Regions from separate parts of the Homo sapiens genome. Here region 2 is linked to region 1. Evidence: chromatin contacts called from ENCODE Hi-C or POLR2A ChIA-PET data. All regions are on one chromosome and are shown on one strand. The core of a region is the stretch at or near the end of the contact, and the rest is flanking DNA. Distances in the headings are between cores, read along the strand shown. Region 1 holds the start of CCDC125 (coiled-coil domain containing 125). Region 2 holds the start of OCLN (occludin).

Region 1 (2,752 bases), core at 177-2,676:
GCTGCTGTGCCGGCTGGGTTCCCTGAGGCTCCTGGTAAGTGATGTCAGGCCTCGCAGGCTCAGCATTACTTCCTCCCCTGAAAGCCCCAGTAATGGCGTGACCCACAGCAGAGCCCACAGCCACGCCAGCTGCAGTGGTTGCCATCTGGGCCATCAGACCTGGCTGCCGGGGCGCAGCAGCAGAAGAGCCAACTACAGATGGGGGTGCCGCTGCTGGTGGCTGAACGACTGGTACTGGCCTGGGTGCAGCTCTCATCTGAGGGGGCCTGGCTGGCCGGAGGGGCCATGCGGGAGGTGCGGCTTCGGCTTCCACGCGGCATCCTAGGTACGCGACGGCTCGGCCTCCGGACGTGTGACGACCGGCTAAATTTTGTATTTTAGTGGAGATGGGGTTTCACCATGTTGGCCAGGCTGGTCTCAAACTTCTGACCTCAGGTGATCCACCCACCTTGGCCTCCCAAAGTGCTGGGTTAACAGGCGTGAGCCACCGCACCTGGCCCGATCTACCCTTCTCTTACAGGATTCCTAGAGACTTAATATTTTGGTTTTGGTTTGTTTCTTTTTTGAGACAGGGTCTCCACTCCGTCGCCCAGGCTGGAGTGCAGTGGTCACTGTAGCCTGGATCTCCCAGGCTCACGGGATCCTCCCACCTGACGGCCTCCCGGCCTCCTGAGTAGCTGGGACTACAGGTACGCACCACCACACCCGCTACTTTTTAATTATTTTTTTTTTTTGAGACGGAGACTCGTTCTGTTGCCCAGGCTGGAGTGCAGTGGCACGATCTTGGCTCACTGCAAGCTCCGCCTCCCGGGTTCACGCCATTCTGCCTCAGCCTCCTGCGCAGCTGGGACTACAGGCACCCGCCACCACGCCCGGCTAATTTCTTGTATTTTTAGTAGAGAAGGGTTTTCACTGTGTTAGCCAGGATGGTCTCAATCTCCTGACCTCGTGATCCACCCGCCTCGGCCACCTAAAGTGCTGGGATTACAGGCGTGAGCCACCGCGCCCAGCCCTACTTTTTAAATTTTTTGTAGAGCGGGGTCTCACTATGTTGGCCATGCTGGTCTCGAATTCCTGGCCTCAAGCGATCCTCCCGCCTTGGCCTCCCAAAAGCTGGGATTACAGGTGTGAAACCCCGCGCCGGTCTGAACCTCAATGTTTGAACCACCAAATTTTACCTGTATTGACACAGGCCCCGTCTTGTTGTTTTTCTAAATCTCATGTCATTGTTTGCATATTGGTTACCCGTGGTTGGCTTTGGAGCTGAAGGTGGACAGAGCTAACATCAGGTTGCACACAGGAACACAGTGAGGTCGCGAAAAAGTAGCGCGAGCTGCCTCCATGGCCCAGGGCGACCTCACCGGCGTTTCCTGTCTGGGACTGCGCCCACGCGGTCACGTGGTGGCCCGGAGGACGCGCGGCGGCAGCGGCGCACGCGCACGGAGAGGAGGCTACTTGCCAGGTGAGCGAGCTGAGTGGGGCGCCGGGGCGGTAGGAGGGTGCTGTTCGCTGAGCTGGAGTCCGGGCTCCGGTCCCCGCCACGGACCTTGAGAGGGTACCCGGGGTCAGACCTGGCAGGTGGGAACCGGGAGTGGGGAGGACCCAGGGCAGGGGCGGGATGCGCAGATTCGTGGAAACTCTGCAGGTTGTGGACAAACTGCCCAAATCCTTTTCCCTGAATGCCAGTTTAATGGCCTCGTCTGATAAGAAAAAAATAAGAAATAGATTTCAGAGACCCTATTTCTCTCTCTGCCTCTCCACCTGCTTTACTTTTTTTCTCTTCTGTTAATTTTGAGCCTTATAAAACTATAGCGCCAGTATCCTGGTTTGGATCCTGAAACAGAAAAAGACATTAGTGGAAAAAATAATAAAGGCTGTGGTTTAGTTAATAGCACGTACCCATGTTAATTTCTTAATTTCGACAAATTGTACACAAATGTTGACATTAGAGGAATTTGGGTAAAAGGTACACAGGAATTCTTAGTACTATCTTTGCAATTTACTGTACATCTAAAATTATTCTAAAATGAAAAGTTAAGAAACAAAATCCTAAAGCAAAGTGCAGCAGGCCATTGTTCACCAGGGAGGGCTCAAGTTAGTTCCTCTTTGTCATGGAGTTAGGCATGTTTGACCAACTTGTTTGCTAAGGCAGAGTTGTCAGGCTACTGAATGTAGATTCTTCTGTCCAAAGGTTTCCGGGCAGGAATCGGTTTTCTCTTTCGATTCTGTCAAATATCTTTGGAACACATGTTGTGCATAAGCAAACGAGACACACAAAGTCTCTGCATAAGGGAATATACAGTCAGTCTAGGTCAGGTAGGAAGTAAGCACTATTAAAAAGATTCAGTAAAACCTCCCAGAACTGGGAAGACTCAGATGTGGAAGAAATCACATCTGGTCCAAGGGAGTCAGGAAGGCTACTGGAGGGAGTGCTGTCCTGAACTGAGGGGGCTCTGAGAAGAAACAGCATTCCTGGGGTGAAGAATGGCACCAATAGAGGCTTGCAGGTGACCAAGCTGAGCTGAGGGAGGAGCCCTGGGAGCAAGTGCAGTTCCTCTTACGTGGAAGCGCAGAGTACATCCAGGGAGTACTGCCAGATGAAACTGGAGGTGAAAACTGTAGCTTTGTTGTAGAAAACAGGGTGACACTTCAGTTGGATACATTATTTTTATTTTTATTTTTTTGAAACGGAGTTTCGGCTGGGCGCAGTGGCTCACGCCTGTAATTCCAGCACTTTGGGAGACCGGTGAGC
Region 2 (2,752 bases), core at 189-2,688, 160 kb before region 1:
GCCAGACTCCGTCTCGGAAAAACACACACACACACACACACAAGCACCTCATATGTACAGTGCAAAAGAACTACTGTTACTATTGTTACACTTGGGAACGCCTAGTTTTCTATCACACCAAGAATCACCAAAAAACACCATAAGTGCCTTCATGGGAAACGTTTCTCTTTTCCAGGTATCCCAATAATACACCTGTTGCCTAAGGGCCACACACTGACTGGCCTGGAAAGCCGCCGCCTCCTCCTCGAGCAGGGTAATTCCCCAAGCGGGCAGTGTGGCCAGCGAGCCCCGGGTCCGGCCTAAGGATGCCGCGGCTTTTCCCTCGGGCCCGGTGGCTTCCCGAGGAGCGCGAGGGGCTCGGCGCCGCTCCCAACCCCTAGGCGCAGAGGCCATCTTGGCCCTCGACCCCTGCTCCCCGCACGCTTCCTCCGACGCAGGCAACATGGCTGGCGCGCGGGGCCGGCCCAGTCCCGGAGGTCCCCAAACTCCGTGGCCCGGCTGGGCGCGGGTCCCGGCTTCCGTGCGCACCGAGGCGCTCCCAGGCAGCGCGCGCCCACGTTCGCCGGGCAGGCACCGCCCGGAGGCAGTTCCGCCCCCCTGGGGGCAGCCCTTTTGGTCACGGATGAGAATCCGAAGCGTGAGCAGCTTCCCTCGAAGTCCAGCCTCACTCGAAATTAACTCCCCGCCCCCCAGCTTAAATCGACGCGGGTTCACACAACTCGCAACAAGTGGATTCGAAGTAGCCAGTGTGGCCCACACCGTGACTCCTGGAATATTTCACAGATTGAATCCAGCCCCCGTCTCCCCGGGATATCCAAAGGGGTGGGGTGGGAGCGGAAGGAATGAAATTCCCCCCGGGATCTAAGCCGCCCGGGCCGCCGAACAGCCGCCTCGCTGCAGCCTCAGGCTTAGGACCCCCAAGGAGCTGGGCGCAGGATCCCTCTCCATGAAGGCCGCCCCCCCAAACTGCAGCCCCAGAGCGGATGCAGGATCGTCGCTGTTCAGGAATGTCGTGCCCCATAAAAGTGAAAAGTTGCCCGCGCCGCTGAGGCACTGCTAGCTTTCAGCGTTTCCGCGGAATAAAGCTTGATCGGCGGCTCCAAGCCACCCCTCGCCCCAGGAGGCAGCCTCCCAAGTTGGCCGGTGCTGCTCTCTCCGCAGACCCGCGCCTCTCTGGTTCCCACGAGTCCCAGCTCGGGGACGAAACTGCCACCGAAACCAGCGCGGAGCGTCCTCCCCCCGGCACCTCCCCTAACATAGTCGCCGCGGTCCCCCCACGGGGACCCTCGGGCTCCCGTGCGCCCCTGACGCCGCGCCCAACACTCACCCGCTCGCCGCAACTGGGCCCGACCCTCCGGGGGCCAACGGTGCCAGGGAGCGCGCTCACCTGGCGGGCGCACCTGACGCCGCACCGACCGCCAGCGCTCAGCCGGGGACTGGGCTGGGGACGTCTCCTCCCCCTTCTCCCTCTCCTTTCCCTCCTCCCTACAACCGGCCCTGCCCCCGGGCATGCGCACCAACGTGGAAGGGGGTGCGGGAAGCCTGCGGGCCAGCGCCGCGAGTCCCACCTGCTGCGTCCTAGACCGGCTCCTCGGCGCTCTGGACCTGGCTCTCGGTTCCTGCCGCCTCCGCCAGAGGAAGCAGGGAGGGAGAGGTGGACGCGGGAGTGTAGGTGTGGTGTGTCGGCCTCCTCCCTCGGTGACCAATTCACCTGAAACTCGGATGGGAGGGGGCGGGAGGACGCGGTCCTGCTTCCCACACCCTGCCAGCGCGCTGTTAAAGGAACCGCGCGACGTTGCGGCCCGAGAGGCGGGGCGCAGAGGAGAGGCGCGGGCTCCTAGGGGGCAGCACGGATGGGGGTCCCTGACCACCCCGGGGTGCGTTCGGTGCTCCGCCTGCTTCGGATGGAACCTTGGGGTGTCTGATGGAGAGAGGCCGAACGAGGTCCAGAGGGGACTGTTTCCTCCGGAAAGAGGGTCCAGGCACTCAGCACTTTGATAGGAAAGGCACGTCCTCACAGGACACTTTTCTGCTTCCAGAATTTGATTAAACTGTTGCTGGAAAAAGGCATCTAGATGTATTGCTCCAACGAAAGACTCCTGGGAAAATTTCAAAAGTCGTGTGTAAACATTGGCGCTGTTTCTGAATCTCTAGATTCAGAATAAGAGACAATTACTTAGAGGGGTTAAAATGAGGGTGAACTACTGTAGGTGTTAGTTGCCATCCAGCAGGCTAAAGTGCATAATACAGTTTACACATCACCACCCCAGGGTCCTCTCCTGCCCACCCGGTCCGCTCTTGAGGACCGGGAAATTTAAACTATTATGGCTCTTTGGCCTGAGAAAAAGCACCTTATACGTTGTTTACCAACCTGTAGTGCTTTAAGAACAACACTACTTAAAAAGCAAAATAAACTTGGTTTACTTTTTTTTTTTTTTTAAGAAAACGAAAAAGCACCTTAGTTCCGGGTGCTGTATTCTATTTCTTGATCTGGATTCTGTTTCCAAGGGAAATTTCATAGTCTGCACTTAACACTGTGTATATTTTTATGTATGTTGGTTGTTTTTCAACATATTTTTTAATTGTACTCCAGGATGTGGCAATTATAGTTCTTGGCATTTAACTATCTGCATTGAAAGCGAACTTTTAGGTTTCTTACATCCTGCTTGTCTTTGTGTTCCAATCTGGAATGTCAGCATTGCTAATAAATTTCTATCCAATCCCACCCACTTCTCTACCTTTAATTAAATGG

The links. A loop is a pair of places that touch in the nucleus more often than their neighbours do. ChIA-PET counts read pairs that join two places held with the same protein, here RNA polymerase II (POLR2A). Pooled maps may share reads with other maps.
Region 2: a pooled map shows a loop between it and region 1 (12-fold over the local background). The contact joins the promoter of OCLN here to the promoter of CCDC125 in region 1. A Hi-C loop is called at or near these places in 3 of 50 pooled maps. POLR2A ChIA-PET finds 5 or more read pairs at or near these places in 4 of 52 experiments (A549, Panc1, T-cell and 1 more).

The regions. Positions count from the first base shown.
Region 1 is chr5:69,331,475-69,334,226 of GRCh38, reverse strand. CCDC125 (coiled-coil domain containing 125) reads left to right here and starts at 1,426. Exons shown (of 12, transcript NM_176816.5): 1 at 1,426-1,578. It also overlaps the pseudogene CHCHD2P2.
Region 2 is chr5:69,491,476-69,494,227 of GRCh38, reverse strand. OCLN (occludin) reads right to left here and starts at 1,438. Exons shown (of 9, transcript NM_001205254.2): 1 at 1,328-1,438.